Linked DNA regions of Homo sapiens: all the other regions are linked to region 3. The links are chromatin contacts, found by Hi-C or POLR2A ChIA-PET in ENCODE. All regions are on one chromosome and are shown on one strand. The core of a region is the stretch at or near the end of the contact, and the rest is flanking DNA. Distances in the headings are between cores, read along the strand shown.

Region 1 (3,299 bases), core at 590-3,089, 110 kb before region 3:
CCCCCCGCCGCCCCCAGCCCTGGTTGAACCCCACTTACTATGTACAGGTAGGAGGGATAGGCTGAGCGAGGGTAGCGCTTCACCCAGGGTGGGGTGCCCGTCTGCATGTGGATGAGCGTGGCCCCCAGGCTGTAGATGTCTGCTTTGGTTGAATGGCCCCTGCACAGGATGACCTCTGGGCTCATGTAAATCTGAAAAAGAAGTGGGAAACATTCAGCTTCATTCCCCTCCTTTGTGTGGGTTTCCATTTCCCTAATCCAGTTCTGGAAATTGGCTCATTTGCCTTAAACTAGGAGAATAATGCAGGCATTCCCCAGGAACCATGCAGCAATTGCTGGAGGTGTCCCTGCAGTCTGATGAAGAACACCTGGCCGGGCGCGGTGGCTCACACCTATAATCCCAGCTGAGGTGGGCGGATCAGGAGTTCAAAACCAGCCTGGTCTCTACTAAAAATACAAAAATCAGCTGGGCATGGTGATGGGCACCTGTAATCCCATCTACTTGGGAGGCTGAGGCAAGGAGAATCGCTTGAGCTCGGAAGGCGGAGGCTGCTGTGAGCCGAGATCGCACCACTGCACTCCAGCCTGGGAGACAGAGCGAGACTCAGTCTCAAAAAACAAAACAAAACAAAACAAAACACCACCTTTTTCTGGTTGATCTGGTGGCAAAGAGCCTAGAACCAGGAATCTATCAGGGACTCCCACTCATCAAAGTTCTGCAGTACACTGATCAGGTGTAGCTAAGTTTTCAACTAAAACGCCAATTCCTTTTATATTTAAATGAACTACAAACAGACTTCTTTATCTGTTTGTCATTACACTGCTAACCTTCTAAATATCTGCAATGATAAAAGGTGATAGAAGTCTATAGGGTATTAACACAAATTTCTTGAAAGGGAAAAACTTAAAAAATAAAGTGTAATATTGTAGAAGTGATTCTAAAGAGTCATTTTTACAAACTATCTGTTATTTTTACCTACTATGTAGCCCAGTGACTAAATATTAAATGCAGCCATATTAACATTGTATAAGTTATATTTGGTCTCATGAGTCCATGCTGAATAAACAGGGCTGGTTTTATAAATAGTTTCTCTAACGAGCATTTATTTCTAAACTTAAGAAAGAAACAAAGAGAGGTGGGGCATGGTGGCTCATGTCTATAATCTCAGCACTTTGGCTTTTTTTTTTTTTCGAGATGGGGTCTCCCTCTGTCACCCAGGCTGGAATGCAATGGTGCGATCTCGGTTCACTGCAACCTCTGCCTCCCGGGTTCAAGCTATTCTCCTGCTTCGGCCTCCCAACTAGCTGGGATTACAGGCATGTGCTACCACGCCTGGCTAATTTTTGTATTTTTAGTAGAGATGGGGTTTCACCATGTTGGCCAGGCTGGTCTCGAACTCCTGACCTCGTGATCCACCTGCCTCGGCCTCCCAAAGTGTGGGGATTACAGGCGTGAGCCACTGAATCTCAGCACTTTGGAAGGCCGAGGCAGGAAGATTGCTTGAGCCCAGGAGTTTGAGACTAGTCTGGACAAGATGGAGACCCCCCATCTTTACAAATTAATTAGTTACCTAATTTAATTAAACATTTTTTTAAAAAGGAACAGAGCAAACACTGGTGACCAGTGATTTGTATTCATGGCTGGTGCAGACATATAGTAGTTAATATCCTGATTATCAGTATTTCGCTTGAAACAGCTTGTACACTGTCTGCCATGTGAATAAGAGAATGGAGGTCAGTGTTTCCGGAACACATTTCAGGGTAAGTAATTAGAGAACTAGCTTACAAAAACCAGAGAAACTGCCCAGTCTCCCCACCCTAACCCTGCTCAACTCCTTCCTGCAAGCCACTTCCGGGCCAGCTTCCTTTTGCTCTCAGCAAACAGGTGAAACTGAGCTCCCGTTCTCAAGCTTTCCCTGCAGCAGAGCCAGAGGACTTTCCAGAAGGACTTTGCTACTAAATATATCACAAACTTAAAAAATTAATGCACAACATTGTACCTATAGTCAACAATAGTGTATTGTATACTTAAAAATGTGTTGAGAGGGTAGAGTTCATGCTAAGTGTTCTTACCACAATCAAATAAAAAAGAAAAAGAAATGCAATGGGTATTATTAACTGTCCATAGAGGATGCCTATCTTCTCTCCTGTACCCCCTCCTCCCTGCCAATAAAGCAAGGATTGGGCGGAGTGCCCACTGCTGGTGTAGCCCACAGGGGTTGTGCAGAGGTGGCTCTGCAGGTTCTATGTGACTGCACGCCTAGGCAGCCTGGGGGGATGGAACATCTGTAAGCCTGGTGGCCTGGGTGCTGCCACTCAGGTAGAAACCCCAGAGCTTCCTGGCTCGGAGCTCTTGTTCCTCAAGCTCTACCAACTACCAGTTAGATCAGGGAGCAGCAGGGCATAATGTTCGAGCACTCTGGCTGATTAGAAGGCATGAAACAGCCCTGGTGGGACCAACACAGGGCTCTCTGAGAGTTCTGCACCCTCGGGGCAGGGCACTGGAGCAAGAGAAAACCTTGATGTCAGCGATCGAACCCTTCACCTTTCAATATGTTTATTAGAAAGGGAAAGAGACCGTGTGTGTGCGTATATGTGCATGTGATGACTATATGTTAACTTACAAAGGTAAAACCAAGCAGACTTAGAAGGATTTTTCAAAAAGGACCAAGTTCTAAAAGTAATTCTGATTTGTTATTCGCATTCACTATGTATTCTCTCTCTGTACCTTGCAACTCAAAAACAGTCTATTCTGTATATGCTGGATTAACCCTGGATGTGTATTACATGGTTACAATAGAATGCTCTGAATACCAATGCTTAGAGAGAGCAATCAAACAGGGGTAACCAGGGTTTGCATTTGGGAGCTATACTGCAGAAATCAGAAATTGTCTATGACTGTGCAGTAGCCACATGATCAAATTCTAACATCAGCCAGTCTGCACAGTTGACTAATTAGATCTCCTGGCTCTTTAAGTAGGAAGGGTAAAAGCAAGCTTGTTGAAAGGTTTCACTGGTCACTTCACAACTTTGTTCATTATCAAACTTCAACTCGTGTGTACTAGGCAGATATTAAATGCAGGCTGATTAGAAGAGAGTTTATATTTATAAACACCAAGGCACAGTTTTGCACTTCACAAAAAGCAATTTGCATTTGCCAAAAAAAACCTGATCCAAATACTACTCAGGAGTAAAATATGTTATTATCTCATATCCATGCATTCCGCTAGACAGCCCCAGAAAGAACACTTCTTTCTCCAATGTTGCAAAATGTTCAACTTCACCACATTGCCAGGAAGA
Region 2 (3,283 bases), core at 709-3,208, 64 kb after region 3:
CCCTCACTGGCAGAGGGCAGCTGCCCCATACGATGAGGCAAAGGGCCCACTGAGCTGATAACACACTGCTGTCTGTGGACAGTGGAGCTAAGAGAGCATTGTAACACGCCCTCTGGGGCTCTGGGGTCACAGGCACCCCCACCTAGACACTGCTGCGGGGCCTGCCTGGAGTTTGCTCCTGCTGGCACCAAAGCAGCCAGCTGGTTCCTGCACTCACTTGCCTACATGCTCCCTCCTGTGAGGGGTGGAGCATGGCAGACCTGAAGGAATGGAGCAGCCAGCCGGTTCCTCCATTCATTTGCTTGTGTGCTCCCTCCTACAAGGGGTTAAGCGGGGTGGGCTGAGTAAACAGGGCACCCCTGTCACGAGTCCCACGAAACAGTCAAGAAAATAATCCTGCATCAATTTGACTCCTCGTCCTCCCCTAATGGTTTGCAGTCTTTCCTATGTCATAATAAAGCTACATTTTATTCTGGAAAAAAATTTGCTCTACAAGTTTAGAGACTTGCTGCATTTTGTTCGCTGCCAATTCCTTAGGACTTAGAACAGTTTCTTGCAAATTATAGGGGCTCTTATTTAATTTCATAAAAGGAAGGACATTCCTCCCTGCAAAAGATAAAGAAGATGATTTCAGAAAAATATAACAGATCTTTTCTAAGAAAGAAAACTTGACAGCTTTATACTGATTTTTTACAAAAACTGTGATTACTAGAAAAGATATTGCACACTATTACATTATGGGTTGTGTTAAGATGAGATTTTTCCTTGACTTTGACCCCCTTCGTGGAACTGGAGTGACTCATTTCACTCAGCCTGCAGCCTGCAGTCTGTGGATGGCTAAGTGTTAACAGCTCAGTAAAAGGTTAGGGTGACAGCCTTCTGCACCTGCTCTTTTTGACACCCGAGTTGTTGTTCAATATTCTGGGAGAATCAGGTCACATGAACTGTTTGAAAGATGATTGGTGCAGAAGACTATTGAGCAGTGCAAGTGGCTCTCGGTGGAAGGGGAGCTGGAAAGGGGATCGAGTGGGAAGAAGGTGATCTTTCCCTGAAGCCCAGCCTGTCTCCAGCCAGGCTCCCCTCTGAAGCCGCACCGTCTGAAGTTAGCTGCGTTTATCCATATTCTACAGTACGCAGTTGCTGCTTCTCTGCTCACCACTCAGCTGCTTGTATCCCCGACAGTCAGCAGCTTTTGTATGTGTGTGTTTTTTTTCCCTCTACCAGCTGAAGTCTGGTTTTTTGTGGGCACAGGATAGGGGGCGGGGTGGGCCAAAAAGGAAATCATTTGGGTGGAAAAATGGGGTTGGCTGTTTTCACTTAGGGCCAAGGTTCCAGGCTTCAGGATAGAGTTTAGCCAGGAGCCCAGCCCTTCTTGGATCAGTGCAATTATTTGTCCCTTAGATACATGTCTTTAAATTAGGAGTCTGTATTCAACATTACAAGAGAAGTGAAACTCAAATGTCCAGCTTGTACAAGTACTTCATTTTCAGTGGTGTACCGAAAATGGAAGCAACACTCACTGCTCTTTCACTCAATTTGAGATAGTTCCCCAAGATACCAAGCAGATACCTAGCAGAGCCCAGGAAAACCAGCCCTCACCACCCCTCCAGAGCTGAGGGCTGGGAGCTGCCCTCATGCATGAGTAATGACTAAGTGTGGGAGGGCCCTGCCATCCCTTTCCAGCCTTCAGTGGCCAAACCCTGGGACTGTTCTTTCTCTCATTCCTTTGCAGGGAAGACAAGGGAAAATGTATATAATCCTTCTGAGACATGAAGATCCCAGGATGGTACGTCTTTCCCCATCTCAACAGGGAAACAGTGGTTTCCTTAATCTTTGAACAAAGAAGAAACTTCCTATTTCATCTCTAAGAGCAGAAAGTGGAACAGATGATAAGCTGTTTGTGAAGGGTTCCATCCTCTGAAGGGTGTGAATATCTTCATGTCAACAGGAAACCCAGGGCCCTTGTGTAACTCTGAAAAGAAGAAATGTGCCTTCTACTCCTGATTAAGTCAGGTTCATCATAAATAGAGGAGCTGGGCATTTCTTGGTGGCTGGATAATCTTTTCCTCTAGGTGCCATCCTGGGGAAATAGATTATTAAATAATCTATCTCTTCTCAAAACCTAGGAAACTTAAAGAAGAGTTAAGTCAATTTACCTCACAAAAGGGAAAATCAGGCCAGAGAGTTCTTTTCACCATGTTTATATGAGTTTCTGAAAATAGCAATACAAAGACTACAACCTCACTTAAAATTTCAAACAACGTAGGATTAAAATGTAGACAGCTCCCAATTTTACATTATCCATTTCACTCCTGAAGGGCAAATGCTATATGCAGTTTGGGATGGGACCTTCGAGACATTTGCTATGTATACACCACACACACACACACACACACACACACACACACACACACACACACACACAATGATTTCCTCCATTCTATGACGCCATCAAATGTAAAGCCCAGGAGTGAACTGGTGCCACTTCTCAAGGCTACTGTCCCCTCCTGTTGTGTCCTCTCCCGTTGTGCCCCAAGTGTAGGCACAGCCCAATCCCTTTCTCCACAGCAAGACTAATCAAGTAAATGATGGTTTGCATAGCGATACTGACATTTTTGAGGGACAGCTAGCAGGAATTCCATCCCATAACAAGCCAGAAAATCTAACTAGATTATTGCTCTGGAATTGGACAGCCTGGGTTCGTATCCCAGTTTTTCTACTCACTAATGACCTGACTTTGAGAAAATTACCGAGGTGTCTTAACTTTCTTATGTGTGAAATGAAGATAATAATAGTACCTGCCTTATAGGGTTGTTCACAAAATTATATTAAATACATGAGAAGAGTCTATAGCCATGCTGGGTAAGAAGGAGTGCTCAGCAAATGTTAAATTTGTTTTACTCTTCCAAAAATCCATGTGTCATACTACAAGGCAGGGGTCAGCAAACTTTTTCAGTAAAGGGTCACATAGTAAATATTTTAGGCTTTGGAACCCATATGATCTCTGTAAAACTACTCAACTTTACATGGGGGAAAGAAGCCCTAGACAATATGTAAGTGCATGGGTCTGGCATGTTCCAATAAAGCTTTATTTATGACATGTGAATTTTATATACTATTCACAAGTCATGAAATATTCTTTTAAAAAATTTATTTCTCAATCATTTTAATGTAAAACAAACAAACAAAAAAACAAACAAACCATCCTTCACTCCTGGGCCATGCAAAATCAGGTAGTGGGCTGGATTTGGCCTACAGGCTGTAGTTCACCAACGAATCCCAC
Region 3 (3,455 bases), core at 607-3,106:
CCTACTGCCAAGTGGCTGGAGAACATTTTATTCTGCTAAAGGGATTAAATATCCCCCACAAAAATTAAAAAGTCCTCACATCCATCCCCAAACTCATTGCTTACGCAGGACTTTCCTTGGAAGTATCAAAATCAAATATACTTCTATCTAACTTTGAGATTCTTCAACATCCATGTGGGAGTGGCAGGACTCTGTGTGGCCTGAGGGTGGCCTTGAGTGTGTGTCCGAGTGGAAGGCCCAGGATCTGGGGACTGACCTGGGGTCAAATGGCACAGCCAACTTTTTTTTTGAGACAGAGTCTTGCTCTGTTGCCAGGCTGGAGTGCAGTGGCACAATCTTGGCTCACTGAAACCTCTGCCTCCTGGGTTCAAGTGATTCTCCTGCCTCAGCCTCCCAAGTAGCTGGGATTACAGGTGCCCACCACCACACCTGGCTAATGTTTGTATTTGTAGTAGAGACAGGGTTTCGCTATGTTGGCCAGGCTGGTCTGGAATTCCTGACCTCAGGTGATCCTCCCGCCTTGGTCTCCCAAAGTTCTGGGATTACAGGCGTGAGCCACCACACCCAGCCAGCACAGCCAACTTCTAATGAGGCCACCTTAGACAAGTTACTTACTGTCTCTAAGCCTCCGTGTTCTCATCCATGAAATGGGTTTAATCACTCAGATTTGTTGAGATGATTAAAAAGGAAAATACCTGCAAGGCAATAGCACCATGCTAACACAGAGCTGGCTAGTCAGTTCCGGTGCTGGTTTGTCCTCTCTCACGCTCCGATTGCGAGGCCCCTTGCTTTTCCTTTCGCCTCCAGCAGCAGTGTATTCCCCCGGGGAGGCTGCCTTCAGTTGCAGGCTTCTTTGCACTGTTTCGTATGTCCTTTTCCCAGGCACCCGAGCAAGGGCCACTGGTTATGACACAGGCACTGAGGAGGAGCCTTGAATCAAGGGCAGAGCTCTGACTTTAAACTTTGACTCCCCAGGTGTGACCTATAGCCAGTCGTTGTCTGATCTGTGCCCCACTTTCTCATGTCCAAAATGAGAAGACTGAACCAGTCCTCTCCAATGCCTTTCGTATGGCTTTAAGATGAGGTATGTACCTCTCACTTGGAGGAGGGGCTGGCAAAACCACTTGAATTTTAATTTGAATTGAGGCATATTGGCAGAGGTTGTAAAATGTCCTCACATGGTTCAAGGAAGATGATGATGCCCTGCCTGCTCCTGGTGCCCCTTTCAGAGAGGTTAAAAGCCTTTCCATTATTTTAACTTTTTTTTTTTTTTTTTTTTTGAGACAGGGTCACGCTCTGTTGCACAGGCTTAAGTGCAGTGGCGCGATCTCGGCTCACTGCAACCTTCGCCTCCTGGGTTCAAGTGATTCTCGTGCCTCAGCCTCCCAAGTAGCTGGGATTACAGGCATGTAATCACGCCCAGCTAATTTTTTTGTATTTTTTAGTAGAGACAAGGTTTCGCCATGTTAGCCAGGCTGGTCTCGAACCCGTAACGTCAGGAGATTCACCTCCCTCAGCCTCTCAAAGTGCTGGGATTACAGGCATGAGCCACCGCGCCCGGGCTCTGGTTCTATTTTCATGATGCTATTTACAAGAGTAGGTGGAGCGCTCCTTCTATGGAACTTTTCATTTGGTAAATTGTGTGACTGTGGAAGTAAACCATGTCTGAAAGCTTAGGTATCTTCTTTCCGGCCTCAATTTCCTCTCTTCCTCTAAAAGCGAACTTCTTTCGCCTAGTTTGACCCTCGAGGCTTCCCATTTCTTTTGCCCCCCCCCTCCCCCCCGACGCATGCGCGAAAACGCGCTGACCTTTCAGCTTCGCGCTAGTGCTGTTTTTTTTTTTTTTTTTTTTTTAGCAATGGCGGTTCCCGGCGTGGGGCTCTTGACCCGTTTGAACCTGTGTGCCCGGAGAAGAACTCGAGTCCAGCGGCCTATCGTCAGGCTTTTGAGTTGCCCAGGAACTGTGGCCAAAGACCTTAGGAGAGACGAGCAGCCTTCAGGGAGCGTGGAGACAGGTGATGGCGCCGGTTTGCCCTGTAGTTCCGTCCCACAGCGGGCGAGGAGTCTGGGATCACGGGGAAACACGTGGCCTGTGGAAACGGCTGTGGACCCTTTGGCAAGAGGGTGGGGCTGTGTCCTGTCCTCTCCTCTCCTCTGATCTCTGTAGGGGAACCCAGGGTCGCCGCCGTTGCTGAGGCAGAAGTGAGATGTGTGATGTTTGTTTGGGGCGACTCCTGTGTACAGTAATGGAGTTGTTTAGACTTCCATGAAATTCAGGTCAGGAACCCAGTTTGCTTGCACTTTACAGTTTGACGAAATAGTGTTCCCAATGATAGTAATGCTACACACCTGAGCCAGTCGCTGCATCGTGTACGTATATTTCTGATTTTGATACATTAAGTTGTTGCTGGAGGCCGAGTTATATTGTAGCCTGATGAATCAAGAGGATTCTTGGTTCCTAGACATAGGGTTCTGTCTATGAAATGTACTGCCGTTTACTTTATTCTTTTTGGCCATTTTGAACCAAATCAGTCTGGTAACAGATTTGGATTCACTGCAACAGGCTGTTGTCCCGCGTTCGTTCTACATTTATATGCTTCTTTGTGTATTGAGAAGCCAGTGTTATTGAACCTCTCTTGTGACTCAAGAGCTTGTGTATTCTATTTACAGTTCTTAAAACGATCTTGCAAGAAATGTATCACTGTGTCCATTTTACAGATGTAGAAAATGGTTCAAAGAGGTAAATAACTTAGGCAAGGTCACTAGCTCAGTTAATTTAGACTTCTAGTCAAATTATTAAACAAAATGTATTGACTTCTACGATTCCTTGGAGCTATTTTTTCCCTAAAATAAGCTGGTGTCTTTATCAGACTGTATAAAAGACTTACATTGGCAGGCAGTGAGAAATCTTTATGTATTTCATTCAAATATTGATTGGATTGTATTTAGTGGAAGCTACTTCTGTTGAACATTTCTAAGTAACGCTGAAAATTTGAGTAAGGATTCTGCCAAAAAAGCTATTGTAATTTAACATTTGTATGGGTGTTTAAATTTGAGAGTATGTTCATATGCTCTTTGATATATGAAACAACCCTGTAGCGTAGGTGTGGAAGGAAATAACTGTTACTCCATTTTATAGATGAGGGAACAGGGTAGTCCAAGGGTAGCTTGAGTAGTTCAAGCTAAACTCAGCTATTCGGTGGCAAAAATTAAAAAACCCACTGTTTTTTTTTTTTCTTTTTCGGGACGAAGTCTTGCTCTGTCACCCAGGCTGGAGTGCAATGGCACGATCTTGGCTCACGGCAACCTTGGCCTCCCGGGTTTAAGTGATTCTCCTGCCTCAGCCTCCCGAGTAGCTGGGATTACAGGCACGTGGCACCACGCCTGGCTAATTTTTGTGTTATTAGTAGAGATGGGGTTTCACCATGTTGGCCAGGCTGATCTTGAACTCCAGA

Evidence for each region. Hi-C counts contacts between places; a loop is a spot of excess contacts on that map. ChIA-PET counts read pairs that join two places held with the same protein, here RNA polymerase II (POLR2A). Pooled maps may share reads with other maps.
Region 1: a pooled map shows a loop between it and region 3 (2.2-fold over the local background). The contact joins the enhancer-like site here to the promoter of MTPAP in region 3. A Hi-C loop is called at or near these places in 3 of 50 pooled maps. POLR2A ChIA-PET finds 5 or more read pairs at or near these places in 2 of 52 experiments (OCI-LY7 and WTC11).
Region 2: a pooled map shows a loop between it and region 3 (4-fold over the local background). The contact joins the enhancer-like site here to the promoter of MTPAP in region 3. A Hi-C loop is called at or near these places in 2 of 37 single-sample maps with no recorded cell type and 5 of 50 pooled maps. POLR2A ChIA-PET finds 5 or more read pairs at or near these places in 7 of 52 experiments (GM10248, IMR-90, PC-3 and 4 more).

The regions. Positions count from the first base shown.
Region 1 is chr10:30,454,976-30,458,274 of GRCh38, reverse strand. MAP3K8 (mitogen-activated protein kinase kinase kinase 8) reads right to left here. Exons shown (of 9, transcript NM_005204.4): 7 at 39-191. Among named protein-coding and RNA genes, the nearest start is that of MAP3K8, 22 kb to the right of the region's middle. Within about 2 kb of position 1,839, at least 22 of the 41 ENCODE cell types and tissues checked have a DNase peak (open chromatin) inside an H3K27ac peak, as active enhancers do; they include OCI-LY7, where a contact is called at or near this core.
Region 2 is chr10:30,283,711-30,286,993 of GRCh38, reverse strand. No RefSeq gene overlaps it. Among named protein-coding and RNA genes, the nearest start is that of MTPAP, 64 kb to the left of the region's middle. RefSeq lists an enhancer at 1,782-1,861. Within about 2 kb of position 1,958, at least 3 of the 41 ENCODE cell types and tissues checked have a DNase peak (open chromatin) inside an H3K27ac peak, as active enhancers do.
Region 3 is chr10:30,347,679-30,351,133 of GRCh38, reverse strand. It overlaps MTPAP (mitochondrial poly(A) polymerase), which reads left to right and starts at 1,856. Exons shown (of 9, transcript NM_018109.4): 1 at 1,856-2,015. The coding sequence starts at 1,859. RefSeq lists enhancers at 1,845-1,984, 2,015-2,064, 2,115-2,184, 2,195-2,294, 2,876-3,376.